Linked DNA regions of Homo sapiens: region 2 is linked to region 1. Evidence: chromatin loops called from intact Hi-C (ENCODE). Cell type or tissue: heart right ventricle. All regions are shown on one strand. Each heading gives the region's core, and the rest is flanking DNA. Links, peaks and the distances in the headings are about the cores only. Region 1 overlaps CHST6 (carbohydrate sulfotransferase 6). Region 2 holds the start of CHST5 (carbohydrate sulfotransferase 5).

Region 1 (8,333 bases), core at 211-8,210:
TTAGTAAATAATTAAAGCTGAAACTTTTTGTCATATAAGTTGAAATGGAAAAACCTGTGATTCACAGGTATTTTCTGGCGCAGCTAGACTTCTTGTTGGCATTTCAGATTCTGTAGGATTTTTTTGTGACAGTGGCTGACAGCCTTTTTCCATAATTGTGCTATATCCAATGCTGGCCCTGGAAATAAATGGTGTTGCTCCACCAAATTAATCATAATAAAGAAAGGAAAAGAAAAATAAATAGAACAAGAAGAAAAAGATAGAAATAAGAAATTCTACCAAGCACAGTGGCTCACGCCTGAAATCCCAACACTTTGGGAGGCCAAGGTGGGTGGATCACCAGGTCAGGAGTTGGAGGCCAACCTGGCCAACATGGTGAAGACTGTCTCTACTAAAAATACAAAAATTAGCCGAGCGTGGTGGCGGGTGCCTGTAATCCCAGCTACTCAAGAGGCTGAGGCGGGGGAATCACTTGAACCTGGGAGGAAGAGGTTGCAGTGAGCCGAGATCTTGCCATTGCACTTCAGCCTGGGCAACAAGGGCAAAACTCCATCTCAAAAAAAAAGAAAGAAATAAAAAAGAAATTCCTAAAACAGAGGGAATCTATAGGTCACCTACAAAGAAATGAGAATCAAATGGTTCAGTAGCCAAATGAAGAAGAAGGCTGGATGACAATGTACCAACACCTTCAGTATTTGCAGAGAAAATGATTTTTTTTAAAGCTTTTTTGTTTTTAAATTTTTTTAAGAGACAGGGTCTCACTATGTTGCCCAGGCTGGTCTCAAACTTGTGGGCTCAAGCAATCCTCCCGCCTTGGCCTCCCAAAGTTCTGGGATTACAGATGTAAGCCACTGCACCCGGTCATTAACCTATTTTACACTCAAAAGTATTGTGTGCAAAATACATATTTTCCATTTTTGTTTGTTTGTTTGTTTGTTTGAGACAGAATCTTGCTCAGTCACCCAGGCTGGAGATCAATGGCACGATCTCAGTTCATTGCAACCTCCGCCTCCCAGGTTCAAGCAATTCTCCTGCCTCAGCCTCCTGAGTAGCTGGGATTACAGGTGCCCACCACCATGCTCTGCTAATTTTTGTATTTTTAGTAGAGACAGGGTTTTGCCATCTTGGCCAGGCTGGTCTCGAACCCCTGACTTCGTGATCCACCCACCTCGACCTCCCAAAGTGCTGGGATTACAGGCATAAGCCACCACACCCAACCCATATTTTCCTCTTAATTCAAGAACATTAGCAAGACTGTTTATTAGAATTTTCTCCTGAGCCGGGCGCGGTGGCTCACACCTGTAATTCTGGCACTTTGGGAGGCTGAAGCAGGCAAATTGTCTGAGCTCAGGAGTTCCAGACCAACCTGAGCAACATGGTGAAACCCCATCTCTACTAAAATAGAAAAAATTAACTGGGAATGGTGGTGTGTGACTGTAGTCCCAGTTACTCAGGAGGCTGAGGTAAGAGCATTGCTTGAACCCGGGAGCCACTGCACTCCAGCGTGGGCAACAAAGCCAGACTCCATCTCAAAAAGAAAAAAGGCCGGGCGTGGTGGCTCACACCTGTAATCCCAGCACTTTGGGAGGCAGAGACGGGCGGATCACGAGGTCAGGAGATCGAGACCATCCCTGGCTAACACGGTGAAACCCCGTCTCTACTGAAAATACAAAAAAATTAGCCGGGCGTGGTGGCAGGTGCCTGTAGTCTCAACTACTCGGGAGGCTGAGGCAGGAGAATGGTGTGAACCCAGGAGGTGGAGCTTGCAGTGAGCTGAGATTGCGCCACTGCACTCAATCCTGGGCGACAGAGCGAGACTCCGTCTCAAAAAAAAAAAAAAAAAAAAAAAGAAACAGAAGTCTCTCTTGAAACCTCCGTTTAGGAAGCTTCCTCCTGCCAGTTCCCTACCACTACAATTGGCGTTTTGCATCAACCAAGAAACCTATCTAAAATAAAAATAGGAAGTATAAAAAGGGTCAGGAAATACTGACCTTTTAACCATGCTGTCTTTTTGGTACATTTCCCAGACTAGCAGAGTCTATTAGAAGTGGAAGAAACCGCTGGGCGTGGTGGCTCATGCCTGTAATCCCAGCACTTTGGGAGGCTGCGGCGGGTGGATCACGAGGTCAGGAGTTTGAGACCAACCTGACCAACATGGTGAAACCCCGTCTTTACTAAAAATACAAAAATTAGCCGGGCATGGTGGCATGTGCCTGTAATCCCAGCTACTCAGGAGGCTGAGGCAGGAGAATTGCTTGAACCTGGGAGGTGGAGGTTGCGGTGAGCCGAGATCGCACCATTGCACTCCAACCTGGGCGACAGAGCAAGACTCTGTCTCAAAAAAAAAAAAAAAAAAAGAAAAAGGGCCAGGTGTGGTAGGTCACACCTGTAATCCCAGCACTTTGGGAGGCCGAGGCAGGCAGATCACGAGGTCAGGAGTTCCAGAACAGCCTGACCAACATGGTGAAACCCCATCTCTACTAAAAATACAAAAATTAGCCGGGCCTGGTGGCATGCGCCTGTAATCCCAGCTACTTGGGAGGCTGAGACAGGAGAATTACTTGAACCCGGGAGGCAGAGGTTGCAGGAGCCGAGATCGTGCCATTGCACTCCAGTCTGGGCAACAAAATGAGACTCTGTCTCAAAAAAAAAAAAAAAAAAAAAAAATCAGCTGGGCGTGGTGGTGGGCGCCTGTAATCCCAGCTACCGGAGAGGCTGAGGCAGGAGAATGGCGTGAACCCGGGAGGTGGAGCTTGCAGTGAGCAGAGATCGCGCCACTGCACTCCAGCCTGGGCAACAGAGCGAGACTCCGTCTCAAAAAAAAAAAAAAAAAAAAGTGGAAGAAATCAATTATTGTAGGGTTACATAATCAATTATGTATTACATTAGGAAACATTATTTTGAATTTAGAATTCGATCTTTAGTTCATTTATGAATTGACAGGTTAAAAAAAGACATTTAGCCTTGCAGGACTCAGAAAATGGAGGTTTCCTGGGCCCTGTCTAAGGAAGCCAAGGAGGCGGTCCAGCACACCAGACCCCCTGGCCCCTTGCTGCTCTTTCAACAAGCCAGATGCCTCCCCTCCTTAGGGCTTTTGTGTTAGCTCTTTCCTGCTCCCAGACAGGCTACCCATGATTGCCCTTAACATACTCCCTCACCTCCTGTAAGACTTTCCTCAAATGTCGCTTTCTCACTGAGACCTACCCTGATCACCCCATTAAAAATTACAACTCACACCTCTACACACATATATTCCTCATCCCCCGATCCTTCTCTACTTTAATCCTTGGCACTTTCTAATATGCTAAATAATGTAGCCATTTATTAAGCTTATTCATCAGCTATCTCCCCACCATCAGAATGCAAGTTCCTGAAGGGCAGGGTTGTTGTTGTTGTTGTTTGAGAGAGTCACACTCTATCGCCCAGGCTGGAGTGCAGTGGCGCGATCTCAGCTCACTGCAACCTCCGCCTCCCAGGTTTAAGCGATTCTCCTGCCTCAGCCTCCTGATTAGCTGGGATTACAAGCGTGCACCACCACCACCACGCCTGGCTAATTTTTGTATTTTTAGTAGAGATGGGGTTTCACCATGTTGGCCAGGCTGGTCTCGAACTCCTGACCTCATGATCTGCCTGCCTCGGCCTCCCAAAGTGCTGGGATTACAGGCGTGAGCCACTGCGCCTGGCTGGTTTTTGTTTTGTTTTGTTTTGTTTTGTTTGTTTTTGAGATGGAGTCTCGCTCTGTCGCCCAGGTTGGAGTCCTTTGGCGCCATCTCGGCTCAATTCAACCTCCGCCTCCCGGGTTCAAGCAATTCTCCTGCCTCAGCCTCCTGAGTAGCTGGGACTACAGGTGCATGCCACGATGCCCAGCTAATTTTTATATTTTTAGTAGAGACTGGGTTTCACCATATGGGTCAGGCTGGTCTTGAACTCCTGACCTCAGGTGATCCACCTGCCTCGGCCTCACTAAGGGCTGAGATTAGAGGTGTGAACCACTGCACCCAGCCTAGGGCAGGGGTTTTTGCTTTTTGTCTGTTTTTGGTCCTGCTGTATCTCCAGCTCCTATAATAGCCCAGTGCCTGGTTGGTGCTCAACCCATAATGTGTGTTGAATGAATGAGTGGAGTTCTTGAGGACTGGGAGCAGAATAACACAAGACTTGCAGGACAGGCCAGGTTTTCTGGTCTTACTCCCAAAGGAGAAAATGCTCGATTGGCTGGAATGAATTGCCATCTTGGAAAAATGGATAGTAGGCCAATCCTTTCCATTTCATCAAGACTTTAGCTCTGGTTCTTTCGTTTTTTGTTTGTTTGAGACAGAGTCTCGCTCTATTACCCAGGCTGGAGTGCAGTGGGGCGATCTTGGCTCACTGCAACCTCTACCTCCTGGGTTCAAGCAATTCTCATGCCTCAGCCTCCCAAGTAGCTGGAATTTCAGGCACATACCACCACGCTTGGCTACGTTTTTGTATTTTTTTTAGTAGGGACAGGGTTTCGCCAAGTTGCCCAGGCTGGTCTCGAACTCCTGAGCTCACGCAATCTGCCCACCTTGGCCTCCCAAATTGCTAGCATTACAGCTGCACCCAGCCTAGCTCTGGTTCTTAAGGAACATGGTCTGAATAGAGTCATTCACAGAATAAGGATTTGCACTGTGAGAGGATATTTAAATTGTAAGAGAATCTGCTGGGGGCAGGTGGTGCTTAAATCTAAATCCATTAACTTGTGAAGGTAGTCGGGATAACCCACTGGACCTCAGCATAGGGGTCACTCGACCTAAAGAAATTGCTCGCCTGATCCACTGGTGTGGAGTGGGCCTGTGGGTGAGGGACAGATTCCAGCCCATGGTGGTTTCAGTGTGTGATGAGTGAGATCATTCAGTAGAGGGCGCTGGGAGAACTGATGACTCGCACCGATCAGGAATATTGCATGCAATTTAGATCCAAGCGTAAAACACTAGACTACTAAAGTACTGGAAGCAAGCGTGAAGACCATTTTTATCACTGTAGCAGGACAAAGTCGTTTCAACAAGACATAAAATCCACTGGCCATAAGGAAAGGATTCACATTCAACAATATGATAAACTAGGTGAAACTTTTTGAAATTTGATTGTGATGAGGTGGTGATTTGATTTCACAGGTATATACAAATGTTTAATCAAACTTTACACTTTATGTGCAGATGTTGTATATCAATTATAGCTCAATGAAGCTTCTTTTTTTTTAAGAAGCCTGAGGGGAAAATGCCATAAAGTAAGTTAACAAAACAACAACAACAAAAAACAGATGACAAGCTAGGAGAAACCATTTGCACAACAAAAATAACAAAGCATATTCAAAAGAGGCTGTGGTAAGTCAACAGCAACATGGGCACAGCCTTGAACAATGAAAAAGGAATACAGTTGAGTCATAAGCATGAAAAGATGTTCAGCTGCCCCAGGAATTAAAGAAGTGCAGACTGAAACATCAAGTAACATTTTTCACCCATCAGGTAGGCAAAAATTAAAACCATTGATTTAACCCTGTAGAGGTGATGGGGCAGTTGTGGCAGTGGTGGGGCGCAGTCTGTAGGAGTGGGTGACAAAGGCACATCAAAGACAAAGCTAGGGGACACAGGGTCTGTGGTGGCCATGAGGAGTTGATACAGTGTTGATGTGGATAATATATCTTCTTGATGCAAAATAACAAAAATAAGGCCCACCATTGATTCCCCAACAGCCTCTTGATAGGTGGGTTCTCTGACCTATTCCAGGCAACACTGTTTCTATGCACCCATCAGCCCATCTAGTGCTTTGATTGCCCCTTCTGAGCTCCCACAGCCAGAGCAGAGGCAGCAAGCGTGCCTGCCCCTAATTGTGGGTGACTGCTGGGCCTAGACACTTCTAGCTGCATCACAGGGCCTACAGGTAAGGGGAGACACTAATTACAGCCCTACCAGCAGGGAGGGAGCCTGGACCCTGGTGGAAATTGGAAGCTGCAGGTGCCAGGAGCCCTCCGTTCTCAAGTGTATCGGTTAGGCAATGCTACGTAACAAACCACCACAACACTCAAATGACTGAAACACAATAAGCACTTTTATTGCTCCTAAAGTCTTCGACTTGGCCGCAGTGCTGGGCTCAGCTGGCCTCGCTCATATGTCTTTATAGCTACTCTTCTCAAGTGGTGGACTCAGTTTCCCCACCTCTGAATCTGGGTGAGCCCTGGGACTCCCTTTGGCCAGTAGAAGGTAGCCGAAGTGGCTGCGTGCGGATCAGCTGGAGCTGGCTGGTCTAGGATGGCCTGGTTTGGGACCCCTGAACTCTCCTTCTCATGGTCTCTGCTTGTCCAGCAGGCTGGCCTGGGCTTTCTCCCGGGCAGAGGCGGAGGTCCGAAGCAAAGGAGCAGCACGCAGGTTCTCTTCAGGTGGAGGAAAGCAGAGGCGTCAGCTCAGACTATGCCTTTTTCACATAAAAAATGATTTTCAGCTGAAGGCAATTAAGAAGCAGAAAGTGCAGGAAAAGTTCAGGTTTCCCTCCCCTTTTCTGCCTAAAGGCACGATATAAACTCTCCATCACTGGACACAACCCTTGACTCAGAGGTGGTACCAGAGGCTGCTGCAGACAAATCCTGTTGCATCAGCTTCCTCTCGGATATTTACCATCCCATAGTTTACCACCTTTGGAAGCCTAAAACTGTTGTCCTTGGTCATCCTATCTCTACAAATTTATTGTATTTTTTAAAAATGCTGTGTAAGACAGTGTTCCAAGCCATCACTTTGTTACTTTTCATTGAGGCTTATCCTGAGTGATGTTGGCTGCCTGTGTTAACAAACTGTTTTTCGCCAGGTACAGTGGCTCATGCCTGTAATCCTAGCACATTGGGAGGCCAAGGCAGGTGGATCACCTGAGGTCAGGAGTTCCAGCCCAGCCTGATCGACATGGTGAAACCCCATCTCTACTAAAAATACAAAAAAAATTAGCCGGGCGTGGTGGTGTACATCTGTAATCCCAGCTACTCGGGAGGCTGAGGCAGGAGAATCGCTTGAAACTGGGAGGCGGAGGTTGCAGTGAGCCAAGATGGCGCCACTGCACTCCAGCCTGGGGGACAAGAGCAAGACTCTGCCTCAAAAAAACAGAAACAAAAACATTGTTTTTCTTTGTGAATCTGTCTTTTCATTAAAAAGTCTCTCTTAATCTGTTTTGTTTTGCTATAACAATACCACAGATGGGGTCATTTATTTAGAGATAGGTGTCTTGCTCTGTCACTCAGGCTGGAGTGCACTGGCATGATCATGGTTCAATGTAGCCTCAACCTCCCAGGGTCAAGCAGTCCTCCCAACTCAGCCTCCCAAGTAGCTAGGACTACAGGTGCACGACACCATGCCCTGCTAATTTTTTTTTAACTTTGTAGAGATGGGGTCTCACTATGTTGCCCAGGCTGGTCTTGAGTGCCTGGTCTCAAGTGATCCTCCTGCCTCAGCCTTGCAAAGTATTGGGATTACAGGCGTGAGCCACTGAACCCAGCAAGGGTCATATATAATAAATAGAAGTGTATTGGCTTACAGTTCTGGAGGCTGGGAAGCCCAAGATCAAGGAGCCAGCATCTAGCGAGAGCCTTCTTGCTGTGTCCTAGCATGATGGAAGGCATCATATGGCAGAAGGGCAAAGTGAGGGCGAGAGAAAGACAAAGAATGAACTCCTTCATTTAAAAGGCACCACTCTCAGGATAACCAACTCACTCCTGAAATAATGGTGGTTTTTTTTAAGACAGACTCTCGCTTTGTTGCCCAGGCTGGAGTACAGTGGTGCGATCTCAGCTCACTGCAATCTCTGCCTCCTGGGTTCAAGCGATTCTCCTGTCTCAGCCTCCCAAGTAGCTGGCCTTACAGGCATGTGCCACCACACCTGGCTAATTTTTGTATTTTAACTAGAAATGGTGTTTTACCTTGTTGGCCAGGCTGGTCTCAAACTCCTGACCTCAAGTAATCCGCACACCTCAACCTCCCAAAATGCTGGGATTACAGACATGAGCTACCATGCCTGCGCCCAGAAATAATGTTCTCTACCCATTCACAAGGGCATAACCCGCACGGCGTAATTTACTTTCCATCAAGCCTCACCTCACAACACTGGGGATCAAGGTTCCAACTTTGGGAGACACAATCAAATCACAGCAGAGCCCCAGCTGAAAACCTAAGACAGGTGGAGGTAAAGTTTTGCTTCCAAGGCCTATGCTTCAAACTGGCTCACAGGAAGTTGCACTACACTTGTCTACAGGACAAAGCAAGTCACAGGACCAGCCTGGATTCAGAGGTGGAGAAACAGACTCTACTTCTTGATGGCAGGAGCCATGGTCACACAGC
Region 2 (8,333 bases), core at 45-8,044, 69 kb after region 1:
CAAACCCTTCCCAAGGCCCCAACCTCAGCCCTAAGCCAAGACCCAGGCACCTTGATGACACAGGAATCCGTGCTGCCTCCCGGTGCAGTGTCCCAGCTGGGAGGAGTTGAAAGACCAGGTGGCCTTAGGAGCTGTGCCCTCCCTGCCCTAGCCTCCGCCCAGAGGCGCAGGCTTGATAACATGTTCCAATGAATACAGGATATGTTTCAGTAAATAAAAGCTCCCCACCCACCCCTTACAAATAACAGCTCAGCCTGGCCTGGTGGCATATGACTGTAATCCCGGCACTTTGGGAGGCAAGGCAGGCAGATCACTTGAGGTCAGGAGTTCAAGACCAGCCTGGTCAACGTGGCAAAACCCCATCTCTACTGAAAATACAAAATTTAGCCGCGCATGGTAGCACATGCCTGTAATCCCAGCTACTAGGTAGGCTGAGACAGGAGAATAGCTTGAACCCCGGAGGTGGAGGCTGCAGTGAGCGGAGATGGGGCCATTGCACTCCAGACTGGGTGACAAAGCGAGACTCCATCTCAAAAACAAAGAAACAAACGGGCAGAGTCCAGTAATCTGAAAAGGATAGAGCATTGGGAGGTCCTTTAATCCATGGTGGTATCTGAAACGAGGAGTCCCTGCTGCTGGGAGTAGAAATTAGCAGTCTTTCCTGGCTGTGGTTTGGCAATGAATTAAGATCCTTAACAATGGTCATAAGTTTTCTGAATGTATCTTAAGGAAATAAACCAGCAACAATGATTTCTACACAAGGTTTATAAAAGTGTTGTTTGTGATACTAAAAAGGTTACATACAACAAAAAAGATTAGAAAGATGTGTGCCAGAATGCCAACCATAATAACTTCTGTGATCAAACTGCTGTGATCCCAGCACTTTGGGTGGCCAAAGCGGATGGATCACTTGAGGTCAGGAGTTCGAGACCAGCCTGACCACCAGGGTGAAGCCCTGTCTCTACTAAAAACACAAAAATTAGCCGGGCATGGTGGTGGGCACCCGTAATCCCAGCTACTCGGGAGGGTAAGGCAGGAGAATCACTTGAACCTGGGAGGTAGAGGCTGCAATGAGCTGAGATCATGCTGCTGCACTCCAGCCTGGGTAACAGAGTGAGACTCTGTCTCAAAAAAAAAAAAAAAAAAGAAAAAGAAAAAGAAAAGAAAAACCACCTACTGGGTACTATGCTTATTACGTGGGTGATGAAATAATCTGTACACCAAACCCCCAGGTTGTACAATTTAGCTATATACGAAACCCATACATATACCCCATGAGTCTACAATAAAAGTTGGAAGGAAAAAAAAAAAAGAAATAATTGCTTTATTAGCCTTACATGATGGAATATTAGGGGGGCCTCATCTGACTTAAGCCGAAACTGTACTAATCATTTGGCAAAATCAGGAGTCTTTCTGCCTCCAAATATTCAGTAATAACATCAAACCTTAACTTAGCTATGGGTCGGAGCTGAGTTAATAAAATCCTCTATATTTCTTTTTTTTTTTTTTTTTGAGACGGAGTCTAGCTCTGTTGCCAGGCTGGAGTGCAGTGGCGCAATCTCGGCTCACTGCAACCTCCGCCTCCAGGGTTCAAGCGATTCTCCTGCCTCAGCCTACTAAATAGTTGGGATGACAGGCACGTGTCGCCACACCCAGCCAATTTTTGTATTTTTAGTGGAGATGGGGTTTCACCATGTTGGCCAGGATGGTCTCGATCTCCTGACCTTGTGATTCACCCACCTCGGCCTCCCAAAGTGCTGGGATTACAGGCGTGAGCCACCGCTCCCGGCCTCTTGCTTTTTATTTACCTCTTGCAGCTATGCTGTGATTCAGAGTCAGAAACTATCAACATCTGGTCTGTAAATAATTTCATATTCACCAGACACAGTCATAATTATCCAACACGTAGATTTCACATGGCATGTGAATCCCACTGAAAACTCATCTACCTGGGGAAGAACTAGGGGACTTTCACCAAAGACCTCATGGAAGTTCCAAGGTCGTTAGGCAGAGCCTTGTAAAGCATGGCTGTAGATGAGTAATAAAGACAGGTGTGTGCAACCTCTGCCCTCCCTATTCTTTGCCATTCCAAACCCTTTCCCTCGAAAAAGGTACATGTGATCTTCCATTTTGACTTTTTTATTTATTTATTTATTTATTTTAACAGATAGGGTCTCACTCTGTCACCCAGGCTACAGTACAGTGGTGCAATCATAGCACACTGCAGCCTCAAGCTCCTGGGCTCAAGTGATCCTCCCACCTTGGCCTCCCAAAGTGTTGAGATTACAGGAATGAACCACCATGCTCGGCCTCATTTTGAACATTTTAATTAGAAAGTTACAAAACATCATGGGTTCTTTATACAAGATTTGCATTAGAATAATTTAATAAAATGCAAACCAATGTTTATACGTATCTTGTCATCTTTCCATATCTCATTGCCTTATGTGAATTTAAACAAGAAACTATTTTTCGTTTAGATCTTAAGAAAAAAATTTAGGCATATAAAACAGCCTGAATATTAAAAAAAGACAAGGGGGTCAGTGTTAGGGAATTCCTCTGCTTGAATACTTCAAAATAGCTTTGTTTCCAAAACTGTTTTAGTAAGCCTAAAGGAGCACTAAAAACGACAACTGATCTCCAAAGTAAACTGAGGCACACACTGAGGGGTGTGTTTCTGGGTGGGCATGAAGCATGGATCACCGGGGCCATGTCCTTCCAGTGGCAATGACCTGCTTGGGATCAGGAAGCAGCTCCATGTGTTCTTGGAGGAGACTGCCCACATCCTCAGGAGGTGAATGGGCTGAACAAGCCATCTTCCGTGTGCAGAGGCCCCTTCCAGCCATCTCTGCTCCTGCAGACACTTGCTTAGCCACGAGGGTAATCCACTGGACTGCTTGGTATTCTGCTAGTGGCCAGGCTGGACTGGCCTGCCCAGGCCAGCATCCTCTTTACACTCTTACTGCTTCTTGTGTCCTTCCCAAAGCTGCCCGCCCCACTCTGATGGGCACCCTGTTCCTTAGTCAAGGGAAACGCCAGCCGCTGGGCTTCCCGCTAGCCTTCCAAATAAACTTGTGGTTGTCAGGCAGCGGGAGCCAATCCCAACACCAACCCCTGTCGCCCCTGTCCTTTGCAGGAAGGGGGAGGGCTGTCAAGGAGGAGGAGGGCCAAGTGCCCAGGCTGTTGGGTGAGGGCCAGAAAGAACCTGTTGTGACAATGCTTTCTTCCCCCAGTGCTGCTGAGGGGGCTGAGAATGAAACAGCCCCTCTGACTTCAGCCTGCCATCCAGGGGCACAGACAGAGGGAAAAATAGGGCAAAGAGCCCAGTCACAGTACGGCAAAGATCCAGGGCTGCTCAGCTGAGCTGATGACAGATGACTGACTGTTGGGCTGGGGCAGGTGGACGGTCCAAGTGTCCTTCAGCGGCCCTCCCTGATTGCCTGTGCTAATGCGGCCCTTGCCCTTGGGCCCTGCCCCTCCAGGTCTCCAGTTAAAGGCCTCAGCTCTGGAAATCAAAGCTGTGAATGGGAAATGGAGAAGCCCAGGGGTGCAAAGTGCTAGTGATTGGCATGTTTGTCACAAGAGAGCCCTGAAAAGAGTAAGAGTGGCTCACAACAGAAGGTAGAAATGCACAGTGTGTTCCTCAGTTCAACAGAGGAAAAGTCTCTGCTTGACCAGAGATGGGACTCTTTCCAAGATGTCTGAACTGACTGCAATTTTCTCCTGAAATTCAACGCTAAGGCAAAGAAGGAAAACCCAAAAAGCTAATTATAGCCTCCAGGAACTCTCAGACCTTTCCACAAACTAGTCCCTGACAATTCTGCAGGAGCTCTGAAGATACGGAACTGTGTAGAGCAAAACCGGAAAGAACCGTTGTCTCTGAGGGAAAAGCACACAAGCCCGCAGGTGTCCGCTGGGCTCTTTCAAAAGGTCCTAAGATGTTCCCAGAAGATGACAATGAGGCAGCCACGGTCCTGCTGAGTCTTCAGAAATGGCCTTTCTAGGATAAGTGCTCCTTACACAAGTCTCCCCGGGGCGTCACTGTCACAGGAATGGTGGTCACCACCTGATTCTGAAACACGAAGATCTTGATTCTTTCAAACACCCAGAGGAAGATAAGCAGGATGCTGACATACTGCACCCAGGCGAACTTTACCATCTCCCAGAATCCTGGCTGATAAGTATGGACAGTTAAGGAGTGAAGGGCCACATGGTGTTAAGTATGAAGAGAAAATCCAAGATGGAATTGGCTGTGGCAGAGGTATCTCGAAAGGAGGCAGGACCTCTGTCATGTACACACCCAGATGGAAGCTGACCTGAACTTGGCCAAATGGTAAAACCAGCCACATTTGATTTGAGCTATTTATATACCAAGCCTGATGACCAACCTCCTAAACAGACAACTATGCCAAACTAGATTGATCATGGACTAGAGATATCCTGAGCTGTTAACCAGCCATCCATCCATCTTCTAAAATCTTCCAGTTGTGTAAACTTGGAACACCCTTAGCCCCTGCCTAATTGCACCTGTACGGAACACAATTTAGCTGCTTCCTAGGTTTGTGTCTCTGGAATTGTAATTCCTAAGACCCCAGTTAAAATGCCTTCTCTTTTGTTTGCTTCTCTGCAGTGTTGGTGTTGGTTTCATTTTCCATTAGTCGACCTAAGTCAAAATTAAACCAAAGTTTAGGTCAGACAGGGACTGGCAAGAATGTTTCACATAACCTTAGCATAAAAGGGATATCATATGATTATTAAGACATAAATATGGATGATTCTTACCTAGAAGAATTGCTTGGAAACAAATAGGACCAAGACATGAATTATTTGTTCCTATATGAATAGCAGACATACAGTCATTTTCTGAGACATGTAGCCTAAGATGTCAAAGACGCAGCCATTTTTATGAGGCTATAACCCTGTCATGATTTCCAAGAGAAAACCTCCCACGTCTGTTACTACTTGAGACAACTAAGGAATCATTCCTCTTTGAAAACTGAGCTACCATTGATTTTTTTTAAATTGTTGTTTGCTTTAAGAGGCAGGGTCTCACTCTGTCACCGAGGCTGGAGTACAGTGGCACAATCATCGCTCACTGCAAGCTTGAATTCCTGGACTCAAGCAATCCTCCTGCCTCGGCATCCCAAGTAACTGGGACTACACATGTACGCCACTATGCCTGGCTAATTTTTTTTTTTTTTTTTTTGGTAGAGACAGGGACTCACTATCTTGGCCAGGCTGGTTGTGAACTCCTGGGTTCAAATGATCCTCCCACCTTGGCCTCCCAAAGTGCTGAAATTATAGGCAGGAGCCACCACATCCAGCCTTAACATGGACTCTTTAACAGAAAGGATATGAAATGACTTCCACAGGGTATCGGATGATAGCATTAATCACAAATGGAGCATCTGCGGCCCTGCCCACCAGCCAGATGGGGTTGGGATCATTCAGGACGGTGGTAACTGCAATGCAATCATTAACCATTAACCACGATGGCTGTTTGACTCTGGCAGTTGAAGGCTATAAAGATTATTTGATACCTGGAAATTATCCTGTGCTTCAGAACTGAAAGAAATCATTCGGAAGGAAAGAGAAATTGCATGTGCAAAGCTGATCACACATTATTTGTTAAAATAATAGTCAAAATACTTTTGTTAAAATACATAAAAAACTTGGAAAGAGTTTCTTCTACATGTGCTGAATGGCTAACTGAAGGAATACTATACTGCCACTAAAAGTAGTATCACAGCTTTGTAGCTGTGTGGGGAAGTATTTATATTCCAAGTTTAAATAAATAAAAGTAACTTGGATCCCAATGTGTTTCTACACTACAATGGCTGTATAAAAAGATCTGCAGAAGGCTAAAGAATGAAAGGAATGAAAAAATAGTTGATTTGTAGGGCAATGTTTTCTACTTTTGTTTTAAAATTCCCTCTATTATTGCAATAATGCCACTAGTATATGCCATAAAATCAGTAAGCAATACTGGATTTGCAGTCATCCCCCTTGTGAGACGTCTGTGTATAGTCTCCATGATGTCTGCTTGCCAAGTAACACTGTAGATGCTTTTAGAGAAAACCTCAGCCACCGACCAGACAAACGTGCCGAGTCCACACATGCCATGGCCTAGAGCTCTGTAAGGAATAAGCACACTGTGCCTTCTGGCAGGAAACAGGGGCACTCCTGTTCTCCTGCTGGACTGCTAATGTGGGGAGAGTCACCCACGTTCTCTGTTTTTCTCTGAAAAGCATGAACAGCAATTTGTCTTTGGCATCTGTTATAGGTGTGGATAGGTGTGGTATGGGGAACAACTCAATTAGGCTTATATTTTTTAAAAGAGAAACCCACTAAGCCAGTGGTGGGATAATGATGGCATTTAACCATCACTAGCCTGCTGGACCATGGGATGCTGGAGGGGTGGGGGCGGTCCCAGGTCTGAAGATCAGGACGAAAAAGACAAATCCTGGACAGCATATTTGCTCCCATCGTTGAGCATTCACGGGTTTTGACATTTTCATCACAAGGGTTCCAGTTCTGCTTGTCTCTGTTGCCCCCACTAACCTTGAAAGTCCTGAGCAGCGGCTGAATGGGCTCTACCTGTGACTCACCGTTCCTCTCCTGGTAGGCAGCAACAATATGGGTGAGGTCGTAGTCATAGGCAAAGGGGCTGGTCCCGTTGATCACGGATATCTGGGACACGGGAGGAGGATGTGGTGTGAGCACCTGGGAGACTCCTCCCCTTTTCCTTCTACCCTTCTGCCCACCCAGGCTGGTCCCACAGAGCACCCTCTTGTTCTTGGTGGCCTACTGCAGTATCAATAATCTTTTCTTCAAAGATGAATAAAACAGGCTGCTGCCCACCCAGGCTGGTCCCACAGAGCACCCTCTTGTTCTTGGTGGCCTACTGCAGTATCAATAATCTTCTCTTCAAAGATGAATAAACTCTCTTGCAACAATTTAAGCCCATTTACTCTCAGTCTTTCTTTCTGTGGATGGAAATAAGGGGTCAGTGTCCATGTTTTACAGGTTTTAAAGCTATTTTTAAAATACCCCTCTTTATCTCAGCGGGAGAAAGAATTCCTTAAATTATTTTAACAGACCGTATTTTCGCCAGGTGTGGTGGCTCATGCCTACAATCCCAGTGACTTGGGAGGCTGAGGCAGGAGGACCACTTGAGGCCATGAGTTCAAGGCCGTAGTCAATGATGATCATGCCACTCACTACACTCCAGTTTAGGAAACAGAGAAAGACTTCATCTCTCAAAAAAAAATAAAAATAAAAAAAAATAAAAAGCCAGGCATGGAAGCTCACGCCTCTAATCCCAACACTTTGGGAAGCCCAGGCAGATGGATCACTTGAGACCAGGAGTTCGAGACCAGTCTGGCCAACATGGTGAAACCCCATCTCTACTACAAAGAAAACAAAAATTAGCCAGGCGTGGTGGCATATGGCTGTAATCCCAGCTATTCAGGAGGCTGAAATCAGAGGATCTCTTAAGCCTGGGAGACAGAGGTTGCAGTGAGCCGAGATCATGCCACTCCACTGTAGCCTGGGTGACAGAGCAAGACTCTGTCTCAAAAATAAAAATAAAATACAAATAAAAACCCCTACACAAAGACAAAAAAAAGAAACCATACTTCCAACTCCTTTGTCATTTTCTTGGTCTTTTCTGGGTGCTAAGTTCTTTATCACTTTTAAATATAGAGATATAGATAAAATGCAAACCATAAGCATATAATCCCTTAAAGGAGGAAATAATTGCTTGCTGTTAATGTAATCTGATATATAGACATTCAAACAAAAAGTGCCATATTCATTTCATATGTTGCAGCTTCCTATTCTTTACAACTTATATTGATTATAGTCAGAGCAACAGTAAAACCCACTATATATCTACAAGTCTGGGTTTATGGCTGTAATAACCGATAACATCCCTTTTTCATTTTCAGAAGTACCTCAGCTCAACTTCTATGGTCCCCATTGTGATAAAATAAAAGTGAGGAATGAGTGATTAGATGCATGAGTTCTGCACACAGACAGGCTCTGTTATCTTTCAAGATTTGAGCCTTTGGGAAAATTAATCACTTTAAGCCCCAGTTACGTCTTCTGCAAAATGAGTTCATTATTTAAACAAGTATCTCTGTGAGCTTACCATCTGCCAGGCAGTGTGCTAGGCACGGATGTGATAGTATTTGAGATGCCACTGCTGTCAAGGCTGAGGGAGACAGCAAATAAACACACAAACACATATCCTGAGTAGGCCAGGCGGCAGGAGGGAGAGTCTGGCTGAGGAATGGTGGAAGGAGGGGCTGCTACTGTAGAAGCAGGTCAGA

Evidence for each region. Peaks named below come from ENCODE experiments on the same cell type or tissue, not always from the same donor. Only the 100,000 strongest peaks of a DNase experiment are listed, where the experiment ranks them.
Region 2: it touches region 1 in a loop (2.0-fold over the local background); 15 of 110 quality-filtered maps call a loop at or near these places.

Annotation. Positions count from the first base shown.
Region 1 is chr16:75,467,080-75,475,412 of GRCh38, forward strand. CHST6 (carbohydrate sulfotransferase 6) reads right to left here. Exons shown (of 3, transcript NM_021615.5): 3 at 4,973-8,333. Among named protein-coding and RNA genes, the nearest start is that of TMEM170A, 6.6 kb to the left of the region's middle. RefSeq lists an enhancer at 4,570-5,212. In heart right ventricle, for the core only: a CTCF peak has its summit at 4,873 (motif pointing right); a DNase peak (open chromatin) is centred at 4,842.
Region 2 is chr16:75,535,994-75,544,326 of GRCh38, forward strand. It overlaps CHST5 (carbohydrate sulfotransferase 5), which reads right to left and starts at 115. Exons shown (of 4, transcript NM_024533.5): 1 at 51-115. TMEM231 (transmembrane protein 231) reads right to left here. Exons shown (of 7, transcript NM_001077418.3): 5 at 6,609-6,690; 6 at 5,357-5,462; 7 at 748-4,181. The coding sequence ends at 4,001. In heart right ventricle, for the core only: no CTCF peak of the experiment used is centred there; a DNase peak (open chromatin) is centred at 3,335; H3K27ac peaks cover 1,871 bases.